2 separate regions of the Homo sapiens genome follow, and region 1 is linked to region 2. A link is an interaction called in ENCODE POLR2A ChIA-PET data of the cell type or tissue named here. Cell type or tissue: Panc1. All regions are shown on one strand. Each heading gives the region's core, and the rest is flanking DNA. Links, peaks and the distances in the headings are about the cores only. Region 1 overlaps PPA1 (inorganic pyrophosphatase 1). Region 2 overlaps LRRC20 (leucine rich repeat containing 20).

The links. ChIA-PET counts read pairs that join two places held together with the same protein. Peaks named below come from ENCODE experiments on the same cell type or tissue, not always from the same donor. Only the 100,000 strongest peaks of a DNase experiment are listed, where the experiment ranks them.
Region 1: POLR2A ChIA-PET joins it to region 2 with 6 read pairs; 3 of 35 experiments call an interaction of 5 or more read pairs at or near these places.

The regions. Positions count from the first base shown.
Region 1 is chr10:70,205,728-70,218,687 of GRCh38, forward strand. PPA1 (inorganic pyrophosphatase 1) reads right to left here. Exons shown (of 11, transcript NM_021129.4): 4 at 12,085-12,204; 5 at 8,773-8,859; 6 at 7,736-7,862; 7 at 3,831-3,958; 8 at 3,478-3,563; 9 at 537-606. Among named protein-coding and RNA genes, the nearest start is that of PPA1, 21 kb to the right of the region's middle. In Panc1, for the core only: no CTCF peak of the experiment used is centred there; no DNase peak of the experiment used is centred there.
Region 2 is chr10:70,330,459-70,332,958 of GRCh38, forward strand. The region is part of intron 3 of LRRC20 (leucine rich repeat containing 20); the gene reads right to left. Among named protein-coding and RNA genes, the nearest start is that of NPFFR1, 48 kb to the left of the region's middle. RefSeq lists an enhancer at 1,295-1,589. In Panc1, for the core only: no CTCF peak of the experiment used is centred there; a DNase peak (open chromatin) is centred at 1,463.

The DNA.
Region 1 (12,960 bases), core at 102-2,601, 120 kb before region 2:
ATAAATGAAAATAATTTAAGATGATCTCGTTCAATTTTTTGGTTAATCCAAACCAAATAATTAAAAATAGTACAAAAACAAAATTATTGCTTTGACGGGTGCTTTTACTACCTCACATGAAAGCCTTTCTTAGATTATGAATCATTCCTGCAATGGTACCTAAAACTTGATACCTTCCTCAGTCCTTGCTAGAACCAAGTCAAGTAAATTCCCATTGATTCTTTTGCGGAAATGGCTTATGATGGGTCATAGGCACACAGGTTACTTGGTACATTCTGGAACCATTCTGATTTTTACAAATCTTACTACCATGCTATCTGTCCAACTTATGATTGATTAGAATCACTCCCTCAGCTTCTCCCTCAGTCAAATGGCCACTTGCATGTGTTCATGGTTTCTAATTTCAAGACTCCACACAGTAACATGCATACAAAAGGCACTCAAGTATTTGTCGAAACAAGTACTTCCTCTCCCCATTTAGCATCATAGTTTTTAGCAACCAGGCTTGTTTTTTTTTTAAGGAAACTTTTACATACAGCATCCACAATGGCTCTGGCAGCATCAGGATCACACTTGAAGGGGCTCTCAGACAAAGTTGTATTCATGCTATTAAATAAAACAAAAGTAGTCATAAGACAAAATAACAAAAATTATCTCTTAAGAGTTAAAAAATGAGTTGAAAGTGGTTGACCAGGTGATATTCAAGTTTAGTTTAGTCGAAAGCTTTTTCACCTACATTTAACATTCTAATTATGTATTTTGGCAAGGCATAGCTATTCTTGTGATCAATTTTATTCAAATATCTTAACAAGTTCGGATTTAAGAAACTGAGATTGGGCTAGGTGTGGTGGCTCATGCCTGTAATTCCAGCACTTTGGGAGGCTGAGGCAGGCGGATCATGAGGTCAAGAGATCGAGACCATCCTGGCCAACACGGTGAAACCCCATCTCTACTAAAAATACAAAAATTAGCCGGGCATGGTGGCGCATGCCTGTAGTCCCAGCTACTCGGGAGGCTGAGGCAGGAGAATCGCTTGAATCTGGAAGGCGGAGATTTCAGTCAGCTGAGATCGCGCCACTGCACTCCAGCCTGGTGACAGAGCAAGACTGCGTTGCAATAAGGAGGAGAGGAGAGGAGAGGAGGGGAGGGGAGGGGAGGGGAGGGGAGGGGAGGAGAGGACGAAAGAAACTGAGATTGAATGCTTTGTAATTCTCACTGAAATAGCTAAGAAATGTGAATTGAGAAACATATCTTTCTTAATTGGAAAAAATAATGAAACAAAAAAAAACCCAGTTCCTGTAGTGTTGGTGAGACATCTGAAACAGACACTTCTGGCAGGAGTCCTGGTTCAATCTTTCTGAAAAATATTTCTGTAAAATGTATCCAAAACCTTTTAAAAAGCTCATAGGTCTTGATAGAGAAATTCCACCTCTAAGAACCCAATCCAATACTGAAACGGTAATTTACAAAGGTGTTTACCATATACTATTTCACTATTAATAGTGGTGAAAAATTGGAAGTAACCAAAATGTCCAATAATAAGAAATGATTAAAAATAGTTTATCCTTCTTTGCAGGGATTTAAAAATAAAAAGGTTTATCCATAAAACATATTATACAGAGATGGAATATTATATTATTAAAATATGATATTTCTAGACTAGGCATGGTGGCTCGCATCTGTAGTCTAAGCACTTTTGGAGGCTGAGGTGTGAGAGGATCACTTAAAGCCAGGGGGTCAAGATCAGCCTGGACAACACAGCAAGACACTGTCTCTACAACAAATTTAAAAATCATCTGGGAGTGGTGATGCGTGCCTGTAGTACCCAGCTACTTGGCAGGCTGAGACAGAAGGATCACTTCTTTGAGGTTACAGTGAGCTATTATAGTAACACTGCACTTCAGCCTGGGCGAGAGACCCTGTCTCTAAAAAAAAAATTATATCTTTTATGACATGAGGAAATGCTTATTACATAGTGTTAAATTTTAAAAATCGTAAGACAAGTCGTGTATATAATACAATCCTAATATGTTTTTTGGGTTTTTTTAGCCCACTTTAGTCTAAAATATGGATCATGTTTTAAAAATACATTTTATTTTTGTTTATCCGTAGTTCAAGTTTTCCTATATATTAGTCATTATAGTACTAATATAATATGTGCCCAATTAGAAATATTCCATCAAGGCCGGGTGTGGTGGCTCACGCCTGTAATCCCACCACTTTGGGAGGCCGAGGCGGGCAGATCATGAGTCAGAGGTTCGAGACCAGCCTGGTTAACACGGCAAAACCCCGTCTCTACTAAAAATACAAAAATTAGCCGGGCGTGGTGGCATGCGCCTGTAATCCCAGCTACTCAGGAGGCTGAGGCAGGAGAATCTCTTGAATCCGGGAAGCGGAGGTTGCAATGAGCCGAGATCATGCCATTGCACTCCAGCCTGGGCAACAAGAGCAAGACTCTGTCTCAGAAAACAACAACAACAAAGAAATACACCATCAAAATGAAAAATGAATCATCTTTGCTGACCTGTTATTTAACATACATTAAGACCATTTTCATAGAAATCGTAAGATACGAAAAAATAGAGAAGTTAACTTAAAAGCCAAATCTTTTTCCTTTTTTTTTTCTTTTGAGACAGGGTCTTGCTCAGGTGCCCCAGTTGGAGTGCAGTGGGGCAATCACAGCTCACTGCAGCCTTGATCTCCAAGGCTCAAGTGATCTTCCCACCTCAGCCTTGCTACAGGCAAGCGCCACCATGCCTGGCTAATTTTTTTTTAATTTTTAGTAGAGATGAGGTCTCACTATGTTGCCCCCACCAGTCTCCAATTCCTGAGTTCAAGTGATCCTCCTGCCTCAGCCTCCTAAAGTGCTGGAATTACAGGAATGAGCCATATAGCACCCAGACAAATGCCAACTCTTAGGACTGTACATTTTTACACATATAACTCTTCTCCATTTTTCTTCTGTTTGTTGGAAGGACAATGTTTTCATTTTATAGGACATTATCCTGACACAGAATAGAAGATTTCTGGGAGAATTATTTTTGTACATTGGCTGTTTCTCGTACTCTTTTTTTTTTTTTTTTGAGACCGAGTCTCGCTCTGTCGCCCAGGCTGGAGTACAGTGGTACGATCACGGCTCACTGCAGCTTCAACCTCCCCAGGCTCAGGTGATCCTCCCAACTCAGCCTCCCAGGTAGCTAGGACTACAGGTATGTACCACCATGCCCAGCTAATTTTTGTACTTTTTGTAGAGACAGGGTTTTTCCATGTTGTCCAGGCTGGTCTTCAACTCCTGGGCTCAAGCAATCCATCCACCTTGGCTTCCCAAAGTGCTGGAATGACAGGTGTGAGCCACCGCACCCAGCCTTGTATCTCTTTTCTAAGTGAAAGTAACAGTACAGTGTCTTATGATTATTAAAACCTTTTCTGCAAGCTGGTCTGCTTTGTGTGTTAAACATGCAAAGTGTTTACACTTACCAACTGATTCCTTTTCCATTCGTTTTCTTAGTCACTAATGCTTTCCAATGGTCATGAGTGCTTTTAATAATATCAATGGCAAAGTCCTATAATTTGAAGAGGTTTGCATTACAATGATAAAAAGGTATTATTTTCCTATTATCAACATTTCCCCAAAGCCTGATACTTTGTCTCTTCTGAATCATTTCCTTATTCTAAAAATGGAAGAGAATATTAAAGTGAATAAATAAACACCAAGACTGTGTTATGTTTCCAGACTTCTGTTTTGTGAATCTTTAGATGGTAACAATATGGTTAAATTATGAGTCTCAATACAAATGAGCCTAAAGCTACAGTTCTGAATGACATATTACCTTATCTTTAAATTCTGCATTAAACGCAAACTCATTTTCTGGTTTTCCATCAGGAACCTTATACCTTCTAAACCAGTCCACAGTAGCTTCTAAGTAGCCAGGTTTCAGCCGTTTGACATCATTGATATCTAAGAAGAGAAGAAGCATAAGATGACAGTGAGAATGATTTTTTTAAAAAGAAAGAAGAGAATAAGCAGATTTCAAGATGCACAAATAATTATACACTCAACAAAAATTCCAAGTACTTATTTTGAAAGAGCTGTGGAATGACTTATCACGGAAGTTCAAGATAACATTGGAGCGAAGCCCCTTGTTGAGAAGAGAAGCCATACACATATACATTGAAAGAAAATCATCTAGTATCTCTGAATAGCTCTGACACTAAGTACAGAGAACAATCAGTACAATAGTAATCTCTGTTAGGTAAGGGCAAACAGCTGGTGGCTACATAATGAAACAACCAGTTTGGCAAATGTAGATAATTCCTATGAGAAGTGTACAAGATACTGAAAAAGACAGAGGTTATCTTTTTTTTTTTTTCAGAGACAAGGTCTCGCTCTGTCACCCACGCTGGAATGCAGTGGCCCGAACAAGGCTCACTGCAGCCTTGACCTCCACAGTTCAGCGATCCTCTCACCTCAGCCTCCTGAGTAGCTGGGACTATAAGCATGCACACGCCCAGCTAATTTTTAAATTTTTTGTAGAAATGGGGTCTCGTCATGTTGCCCAGGCTGGTCTCAAACTCCTGGGCTCAAGCAATCCTCCTGCCTTGGCTTCCCAAAGCACTGGGATTACAGGCTTGAGGTACTATCCCTGGTCCAGAGGCAGAGGCTATGTCAGAGGATCACAACACTATTACATACTAAAAGATAAGAAAAATAGATTAGATTGATATCCATTGATGGGTTACGTATTAAATGTGACTAGACTTTGCTGGATAGTACAGGCACTGTACATAACAATACTTTAGTTCTGGCTGACAGAAAAGTGCACTGCTTTAAAAATTTTAAGTTTCTGTATAGCCATCAACAATGGCTAGCCTCAATGTTATCAAACTGCACTTCAAATAACAAACTCCTGCTCAATGCAAGCAAACAGAGATACACATCCTAAAAAGTCAGTTAGGAAAAGTATTATGAGGAAGAGAAATACATTCAACAATAACAAAAGCTTATTTATATTTGTATAAGATAACATTGCTTCACTCCAATTTATTTTTTTTTTTTGAGAAGGAGTCTCGCTCTGTCTCCCAGGCTGGAGTGCAGTGGCGCAATCTCGGCTCACTGCAAGCTCTGCCTCCCGGGTTCACGCCATTCTCCTGCCTCAGCCTCCTGAGTAACTGGGACTACAGGTGCCCACCACCATGCCTGGCTAATTTTTTTGTATTTTTAGTAGAGATGGGGTTTCGTGTTAGCTAGGACGGTCTCGATCTCCTGACCTCATGATTCGCCTGCCTCGGCCTCCCAAAGTGCTGGGATTACAGGCGTGAGCCACCGCGCCCGGCCGCTTCAATCCAATTTATAATCTGCATAAAGAATAGCATGCATTCTATTATCATAATATCACTAAAAGTATGGAAACTTTACAGAATGCACTGGGAAATGTTTAAGCACTAGTAAATTTCAAAGAACTTATAATTTACATGAAATGTGTCACCTGATATAGAAATAATTTGGAAATCCAGAAATCCAACATGCAAATGTTGATGTTTTCCAATAACAGAAACTAATTCTCCAATTATTCAGACACCAACTGAGTGCTCAGTAATTCACTGTGATTCTGATACTATCTACCTGGAGTTAGCATCAGATCTCAAAGGTTAGGGGCTCAGTCTCACAAGACTGCCCCACTTCAGATGCCTCCTGTACTTTTGACTATCAGCTATAAATTAGGGGTTTCTACAATCCTCTCCCCAGGTCCCCTAATTTGCTAAAATGGTTCACAGAACTCAGGAAAACACTGAAGTTTAAATTTCGTTATATAAATACAACTCAGGGACAGCAAATGGAAGAGATGCACAGGGGCAAGCTATAGGATGGACAATAGACACTGCCTTAGGTTGACATTAGGGAAAGCTGCATACTACTTGCGCCATGGGACCAGCCACCCCGAGAAAGTTTTCAGGGTTCTAATAACCTGAACTGCAGGAAAATAAAGCCTTAGTAAATGAGTGCTGACAGAGTGATGGGCTTGGCTTCACTAATTGTGGCCACAGCATGCCAAGTTCTCTTGCATAAGAAGCACGTTGGAAATGCACACACGGACCAACAGAACAGAGCCGTACTACCAAGTAGTGAACAGATGGTGTGAATGCACTCTCACCTTTCAAAATTGAAACGAAACATTAAAGGATTGGCATTCTTCCAGTCCTTCTTCAATGAATTAACACAGATGCAAATATACATCACATCATTTTGAGGGAACATGCTCTCAAGGTGACTCTTATCACTGCTGACATTGACCTCCATCACCTGGCTGAGGCAGTGTTTGTCAAGTTTCTCTGCTCTAAAGTCATCCTCTCCTCTCCCTTACCCACACTGTACTCTTTGGAAGGAAGTCACCAGGCACAACTCACAATTAAGGACCTCCTTGAGAATGGAGTATCTGCATAAATTATTTGGAATTCTTCTGCTTTGAGATTTGTCTATTCTTCCTCATTTGTCTATTTATTCAATCATTTATTTGTCAGTATAGACTCATGGAGATTTATTTTATGTTCCAGGTTATATTACAATACTACTTTATTTTCTTGCTCAAAGTGTTCTAGCTTTGGCAACTCCTATGTATGTACCCAATAATAAAAACATAAGTCCACACAAAAACTTGTACAGGAATGTTCATGGCAGCATTACACAGCCAAAACAACCCAAATGTCCATCAACTGATGAATGGATAAACAAAATGTAGTATATCCACACAATGGAATAATATTCAACCATAAAAAGGAGTACTGACAGATGCCACAATATGCAATATGGATAAACCTAGAAAACATTATACTAAGTGAAAGAAACCAGAAACAGCAACAACAAAGATCCATATATTGTACCAGTCCATGTATATGAGATACCTAGAATAGGTAGAATAGGCAAAGCTATAAAGACAAAAAGCAGATTAGTGGCTGCCAGGGCCTGGAGAGGAGGAGGGAATAGGGAATGACTTGAACTAGTGGTGATGGCTGCACAACCTTGTGAATGAATGAAATGCCACTGAATTTCACACTTTAATTAAAATGGTGAATTTTATGTTATGTAAAATTTACCACCAAAAAAAAAAAAAAAGGGAATGAAGTGCTGATACATACTACAATACGGATGAATCCTGAAGACACTTACTTCGCTAAGTGAAATAAACCAGACACAGAGGCCACCTATATGATGCCATTTACATGAAATAACAGCATAGGCAAATCCATAGGCACAAAGTAGATCTGCAGTCATCAGGGACTGAGGGAAGGGGGACAGGGAGTGATTGCCCATGGATACAGGATTTCCTCTGGGCTGATGAAATGTTCTGCAATTAGAGAGTGGTGATGGTTGTACAACTTAGTGAATATACTAAAAACCACTGAATTGTACATTTTACAATGGTGACTCTTTGATATGTGAATATCTCAATTAAATGTTTTAAAATAAATAAACATACCAACTGAGTGCTGGTATGTGGGGAAGGAAAGGACCAAAAAAACAGTAAGAACCTACCAGATTTTTTCTTTCCTGGAATGAAGGAGAAAGTTTACTTAGTTAATTACAAGTGCAGTCATAGAAATAATGCTTGTCCAGTGCTTTGTTCCTCCATCCTTTAACAGTTTGAAGGTAAGGGCTTACAATTCTGTCATTATAGGTTAAGTATGGTGGTGCTTATGAATTAATTAGAAAGACTTCAGACTTTTCAAATTTTCTTACCATTATAATTGGCTGCATCAGGATCATCCACATTAATGGCAATGACTTTCCAGTCGGTTTCCCCTTCGTCAATCATAGCCAATATGCCTAGAACTTTCACGCCAATTATTTCACCTCTTGCACATACCTGAGAGTCAATAGCCAAAGTCAGGACAACATTACAGAACCACACTCTAGAAGACAGTTTTACTTGGCTAACAGGAAATAAGAAAGAGGCCAAGTTCTTGAGAATTTACCTGAAGATTGTTCCTTTAAGCAAATTTTAAAAACCTAAATGAGTAAATGTTTCATCAGTCCTATTAAAGTTGAAAACAGGACTTATAGGTCCTATTTTCTTCTAGGTCATAGGGAAACCAGTACATAGCTCAGGGTAATCAATGTTTTTTGCACTGTCATTGATTATACTGAAGAATAAGTCCTCCATAGTCTCAAATACGTATCTTAATATGCTTTACCTTTTATTTTATAAAAGTCATGAGTTAAGCAAGTCATACGATGACTCAAAAACTTTATGACTTAAAAAACAAAATGATAACTTTGTTTTTAGTTGTTTACTATTTCTCTGCACCTGAGAGAGACATAAAGAAATAACTATAATCAGAATCTTAGAACAACCCTACTTGATGGAGGAGTTACTACCATGGATCTCCAACTCATGAGGTTATTTGGTTCGGGTCAATTTACTGATCATTCTAAATTGTTAGGCAAGATTTGCCATGTTTTGAGAGGGAATTTCCCTCCTGGTACCTTTCACCTATTGACTAATTATCCATCTTCTAAAGCAATGCAGAACATGTCCAGTTCTTCTAGATATATGTTCAATCATACATACATAGACACATTTTTTTCCAGACTAGATTTAAATGTAAAAATTATAATATACAAATGCTTAAAATGCAAGAAGCCTTTAATACCAAAGAGACATCATTATTTCACTAATATTCATGCATTTTATTCACAGTATTTTTTAAAGTATGAAATTTGGTATACTTCATTAATATCTCAACACTAAAGAAAAAAATGTCACATTTCATTACCTTGCTTCCAATTTCACACACATCAATTGGGTCATTGTCACCACAACAGCCAGTATGTTTATCATTGTGCCCTGGGTCTTCCCAAGTCTAAAAATATAAGACAGTGTATATCATTCCTATACATACTGACAAAATGGATCATGTTGAGAATAACAGATAACATCCTATGACTCTTCAGCTACTTTTTTCTCATTGTTTTAGTTCTTTATTCGCATTTAAGAATCTTAACTACACACAAGAGTTTCAATTAAATGCTGTAGCTCCTACTACACATCTAATGCTAAACTAAATTTAAGCTTTAAAACAGATAATGATCCTATTTAAAACAAGCAAAAGCCAACTACTCAATAACTGAGACAATAGGGAAACACAAATATAGACCCAAACGTTTACTTTAAAGATGTGTGGTTTTAGGCTGGGTATGATGGCTCATGCCTGTAATTCCAGCACTTTGGGAGGCTGAGGAGAGTGGATCACCTGAGGTCAGGAGTTTGAGACCAGCCTAGCCAACATGGTGAAACACTGTATCTACTAAAAATACAAAAATGAGCCAGGCGTGGTGGTGCATGCCTGTAATCCCAGCTACTTGGGAGGCTGAGGCAGGAGAATCGCTTGAACCCAGGAAGCAGAGGTTGCAGTGAGCCTAGATCATGCCACTGCACTCCAGCCTGGGCAACAGAGCAAGGCTCAATCTCAAAAAAACAAAACAAAACAAACAAAAAAAGAAAACAAAACAAACAAAAATGTGTGGTTTTTTTCTTTTTCTTTTTTGTAGAGACAGGGTCTCACTATGTTGCCCAGGCTGGTCTCAAACTCCTGGGCTCAAGTGATCCTCCCACCTTGGCCTCCCAAAGTATGGGATTATAAGCATAAGCCACTGTACCTGGTCTTAGATTTTCTTTATAATAAATTCCCAAAACAGAAGTAGATAGGCAATAATAGTAAAATGGAAAGGTTGTTTTTCTTCTTCCTTTTTTTTCTTTTTTTCTTTTTTTGCGACAGAGTCTTGCTCTGTCGCCCAGACTGGATGGAGTGCAGTGGCGCAATCTTGGCTCACTGCAACCTCTGCCTCCCATGTTCAAGCAATTCTCCTGTCTCAGCCTCCTGAGTTGCTGGGATTACAGGTGTATGCCACCATGCCTAGCTAATTTTTGTATTTTTAGTAGAGATGGGGTTTCACCATGTTGGCCAGACTGGTCTCGAACTCCTGACCTCAGGTGATCCTCCCACCTTGCCCTCCCAAAGTGCTGGGATTACAGGCATGAGCCACCACACCCAGCCAAAAGGTTATGTTCTGATGTTAAAAGTATCATCACTGACCAGGAGCCCGGACTGAAAAGTTTAATCAGAATTTTCTGGAGCTTTACATGACTGGTTTTCTTTCCTTCCTAAATTGTAAGCCAGAGTCCTTGCAGAACATCTCACAAAAGAACTGAAAGCCTGTGCTAGCCAGGATGTTAGGTTTAAAATGTAGCTGTTGCATTGGTTCTTTTTTCCTCCAACTAGAACACGTTACTCAGATTTGTTTGTCTACTCAGCTGGAGTAAAGGCAAAAAGATAAATGAGAAGGGGGATAAAGGAAGACCACATCTAACAAATCCAACATTAAGAAAGCAAAATCCAACCCACAGAAGAGTAAGTATTTCAGCAATGTTCTCCTACAAGGATGATATATCAAGGCTAAATACTATTAATAAATCAATTGAGGCCGGGCGTGGTGGCTCATGCCTGTAATCCCAGCACTTTGCAAGGCCGAGGCAGGCAGATCACAAGGTCAGGAGTTTGAGACCAGCCTGGCCAATACAGTGAAACCCTGTCTCTAATAAAAATACAAAAAATTAGCTGGGCGTGGTGGTAGGCGCCTGTAATCCCAGCTACACAAGAGGCTGAGACAAGAGAATCACTCGAACCTGAGAGGCAGAAGATGCAGTGAGCCAAGACTGCGCCACCGCACTCCAGCCCGGGCGACAGTGCAAGACTCCGTCTCAAAAAAAAAAAAAAAATTTCAATTAAAGTATAAGGTGAAACACTGTAATTAAGACAAACAAATGACTTTGTGCTTACCTAACAAGCTAGATGGGTCAGACCTATGTTCTACTATCTTATGGGTTGTTTCATAGTACGTTCCATTTAACAGACTTCATTGTTAATAAAAACAAACCATTTATCAACAGCAAAAAAATTAAACTGAATATTTAGTTAGTGTCTCAGCATTAAATTTTAAGTGCCACAGCACTGGCCTAGCCAAAATAGAATTAAATAGATGTCATTTACTCATTATAGATAAGATCCTAGTGATTCTTCAAATATCAAATAAGAACCTACTACATACTGACATTGTGCTGGGAATAAATTGGTAAACAACCCTTCTCAAAAGGTTGACTATTAGGCCAGACATGGTGGCTCACACCTGTAATCCCAGCACTTTGGGAGGCCAAGGCAGGCGGATCACAGGTCAGGAGATCGAGACCATCTGGCTAACACAGTGAACCCCGTCTCCACTAAACTGCAAAAAATTAGGTGGTGGACACCTGTAGTCCCAGCTACTTGGGAGGCTGAGGCAGGAGAATGGCGTGAACCTGGGAGACGGAGCTTTTGCAGTGAGCCGAGATCACGCCACTGCACTCCAGCCCGGGTGACAAAGCAAGACTCCATCTCAAAAAAAAATTTTTTTAATTAAAAAAAAAAAAGGTTGACTACTTAAGAAAACATGATCCTCTCATTACTTTACCACAAAGAGCTTGACCTGAAGAAGAGGGAATCAAAACTCTAAACATAAAGTCAGCAGCTATGACAGCTTGTTGTGTGCAGGTATTAAGTGCTTTATTTTTTGAAATAACCATACCACCTACATACTGTGAATAGCTCAGGGAGGCGATATGGACGTCTCAAGGAGAAAGAAAGGGAGGCAAGTTAGGTAAGCTAGGAATTGGCCATCTTGGGATTTGAACTCTGGTCTGTCTGGTGCCAAAAATCAGTGCTTTTGACTACTACCATACACTCTTTCTTGACTGAACAGACTTGCAACTCAGTCTGTAGAGAATTTATATAGCTTATAACCAGTCCAAAAAAGAAGAAATATTTCAGGAAAGAATAAACGTTCAAATCTGAATTTAAACATTGTAAATATTTAGTTTATCTTGAAAATAAGTTATTTAAGGAAGCATTCTGAGTTAATTATCCCTTCTTATGTTTTCAAAATCTACCATAGAAAAAACTCTCCACAGGTATTCAAACCTTTTTTACTAATAGCAGTAAATTAATATTTAGTAAGCTAAAAAGTACATTGTCAGCAGTTGCATGAAGACATACCTGAGGGATGGCACCATAGTTCCAGATATATCCTTTATACGGGAACAAATTCGCAACATAGCGAAGTTTTCCTTTTTTCACATCTTGTTTAATAGGGTTTAAAGGGTCCTTTGTAGCAATCTGAAATAAGAAAATTTCAAATCTTTGCATATTTGGATGTGAAATACTATTCAAATAAGGATCTGAGGAAATGAATTATGGTACCTATGTTCCCTAATTCCACTTTAATGATATATTTTATCCCTAACACTTTTATAATTGAACTAAGGTGTTTCCATAATCGGCCATTAAGTGAAAGGTTATGTGAGGTATAAAGGAACTATCAAGAAGGGAAAAAGAACATTTACTAATTCTAGAAAGCAAAGACTAAAATTAGCTGGAATAAATTCTAATGTTTGAGTAATAAAAATACCACAATTTTTATTAAAAGGGCAAAATAAATATTATCCAATTTTAGTTTTCCTTCACAGAATTTAAAATTATTCAAATACTTGGGTATTTATTACACAAAAAAAGTGATTACTGTTAAGAGTTTGTGATATAAAATATGTTATAAATATCCATAACAAAAAGGCAATGATGGTAGGTATCATCAGAAAGAAACTAACACCATGCAACTGAAATTCCAATGAGAGTATCTGTGGCTGGGGTGACTAAGGAGGGGTCAGTGAAGGGCTTACAGAGAGTAAGAGGAGAAAAAGTAATTCTAGGCTTTGGGAACATTGGAAGCAAAGATGTTGGGAAGAAAAGTTTGGGGCATATTTGTAAACAGTTGAGTTTAGCTGGAGCCCAAAGGGAAGACTAGTAGGCAATGGGAGATACAACTAGAAAATAGACTGGGACCAGACAGAGAAAAACCTTGACGTTCAGATGGTT
Region 2 (2,500 bases), core at 1-2,500:
CCCCTCCCCAAGGGAGGGCAAAGACAGCAGGTTCCTGGGGATGGATGTCCCACCCCTGTCAGTCACCCACTTGTCCAACCCCTAGGGCTTTATGAATGTCAATGTATGTGCCAAATTCCACCAAAATTGTTAGAGTAAATCTCCAGGTAGCCAAATCTGAGCTCCATGGGAAGGAAGCATTCCACAGAAAGGCCTTGAATTAGACAGAATGGGGCATGCATCCTGATGGGGTGGGGAGGCACCGGCAAGAGAGCAAGTTCTTCCCAGCCATCCAGCTTCACTTCTCAGAAGCCACGGCCCAGCAGGGTCTCTGAGTTGCTTCTGCTCCCACTGTGGTTTCCACTGCTCTACCCAAGCTGCCTGCGTCACAAGCTCCACAAATCCTCTGTGCGGTAAGGTGAGGTATATATACACAACCAGTTAAAAACAGCCTCTTAGCATTAGCTGAGAAGCAGGTGACCACACCACCTGCTTCCATGGCAAAGAGCCTGACCGGGGACCCGGGGACCCTGAACTGAGGTCTCGCCCTACATCTTCCTGGAGGCAGGTCAGAAAAGCCACTTCTCCCTTCTGAGCCTCAGGGTCCCCATCCGTGAAGACGTGGACTTGGGGATCTCTCCAGTTCTGTTCTCACTGAAATTCCTTGTGGAGAGAGATTCCTATGACTGGACCATCATCCTGACTACTTGGCCAGAGACCTCTCTTGTCTACAACTAAGCCCCCCAGTGTCTTCACCATCACTGTATCAGAAGCATCACTCATCAAGAATCTTGCATGCACCAAACCCTACACAGGGCACCTTATAAGCAATATCTCCAACCTCACAAAATCACTATGGAGTAGATGTTTCCCCATTTCTCAGATAAGGAAACTGAGGCCACGAAGGCCAACTGGGGCCAGCAAGGCTGCTGATGCCTTGGCTTTCTTTTTATCTCTTATATGGCCCCAAACCAGGCATTTAAGGTTTTCTCTGTTGTTTCCAGTTCAGAGGAAGAATAAAAGTGTGGCCAAAGCCCCAGCCACGGGATCGGCCAGTGTGTTGGGCTTCCAGCCCAACACAGCCACAGCCACGTCTGGCTTTGCTTCTCACCTCTGGAGTCACAGCACCCAGGCCATCTGCCCAAGGTCTTACTGCCCCCTCTTCTGGACAGAGAGGGCTGAGATCTTCTGGTCCCAGAAGACTGCATTAGGGGTTCCAAAGATTCTTCCTGCACCAGGCCAGGGTTCAGAGTGGAACAACCAGGGCTCCCAGGATGGACCGGGGCTCTGGAAAAAGATCCCACTCCATTCCACTCCCAACGTTGTACCCAGCCTGAGAGCAGCCCCCATCATGACATTTCCTTATTGATTAAACCTACTGAACTGTGGTTTCCGGTGTCTGTTAAATGGACCTCTTCTTCCCCAAGTTCCTCTTATTACTTCCTGTACCATCCTTATCTTGGACAATTGCCAAGGCTGACTCAGAGGCCTTAGATTAACCCCAGCTGAGAGAGAAGCTTGCCAATTCCATTAGGGGACAGACAAGGCTGGCCTGCAGTAATTATACAACCCATGCTCGAAGGAATGTGCCAACTCCAAAAATACCTGCTCACCAAACCTCAATCAGCACCTCGGCTCTGAACCTGCGGCAATGAGCAATCACAGTCCCTGACTGCACGGACTCCCCAGCAGGGCAGAGTCAGACGGTCAGGTGGGCAGTGTCCTTCCACCAGCCCATGCTCAGTGCTGAGGAGGCTTCACACAGAGACAGCTGCTGCCCACAGGGGTCAGAGGGCATTTCCAGATGCCACACTCACTCCTTGGGGGTGGACAAGGGGAAGGGCAGAAAAAGCACTTTTAACAAGGTCTGGAACAGACTAAAATGAAGTACTAAACATTCTGCCTCCATAAAAAGACTAAGGCAGGCCAGGTGCAGTGGCTCACGCCTGTAATCCCAACACTTTGGGAGGCTGAGACAGGCGGATCACTTGAGTCTAGGAGTTCAAGACTAGCCTGGGCAACATGGCAAGACCCTGTCTCTACAAACAATACAAAAAATTAGCTAGGTTTGATGGTGTGTGCCGTAGTCCCAGCTAGTCGGGAGGCTAAGGTGGAAAGATCACTTGAGCCCAGGAGGCAGAGGTTGCAGTGAGCCGAGATTGCACCACTGCACTCCAGCCTGGGTGACAGAGGGAGACCTGTTTCAAAAGAAAAGACTAAGGTAGCTCTTTTTTCTTGCTGTGTGAACTTGGGCAAGTTACTTGTTACTTTATGCTCTGTTTGCTTACAACAGTACCTACCCTTGGTGGCATATTATAAATGCTACTATTATGAAGTATATTTATATTTACATAGGCATGGAATATCTCCAGTACTGCTAATGGTGGTTGTCTCTGGACACGGACTTGGATGTCTGGGGACAGGAGTAGAAGAGCAGACTTATTTTTCCCCACTATCCTTTCAATCCTCAAAATATCACATTGTGTGCATCTACTGCCTAATCAAAAATAAATAAGTAAAT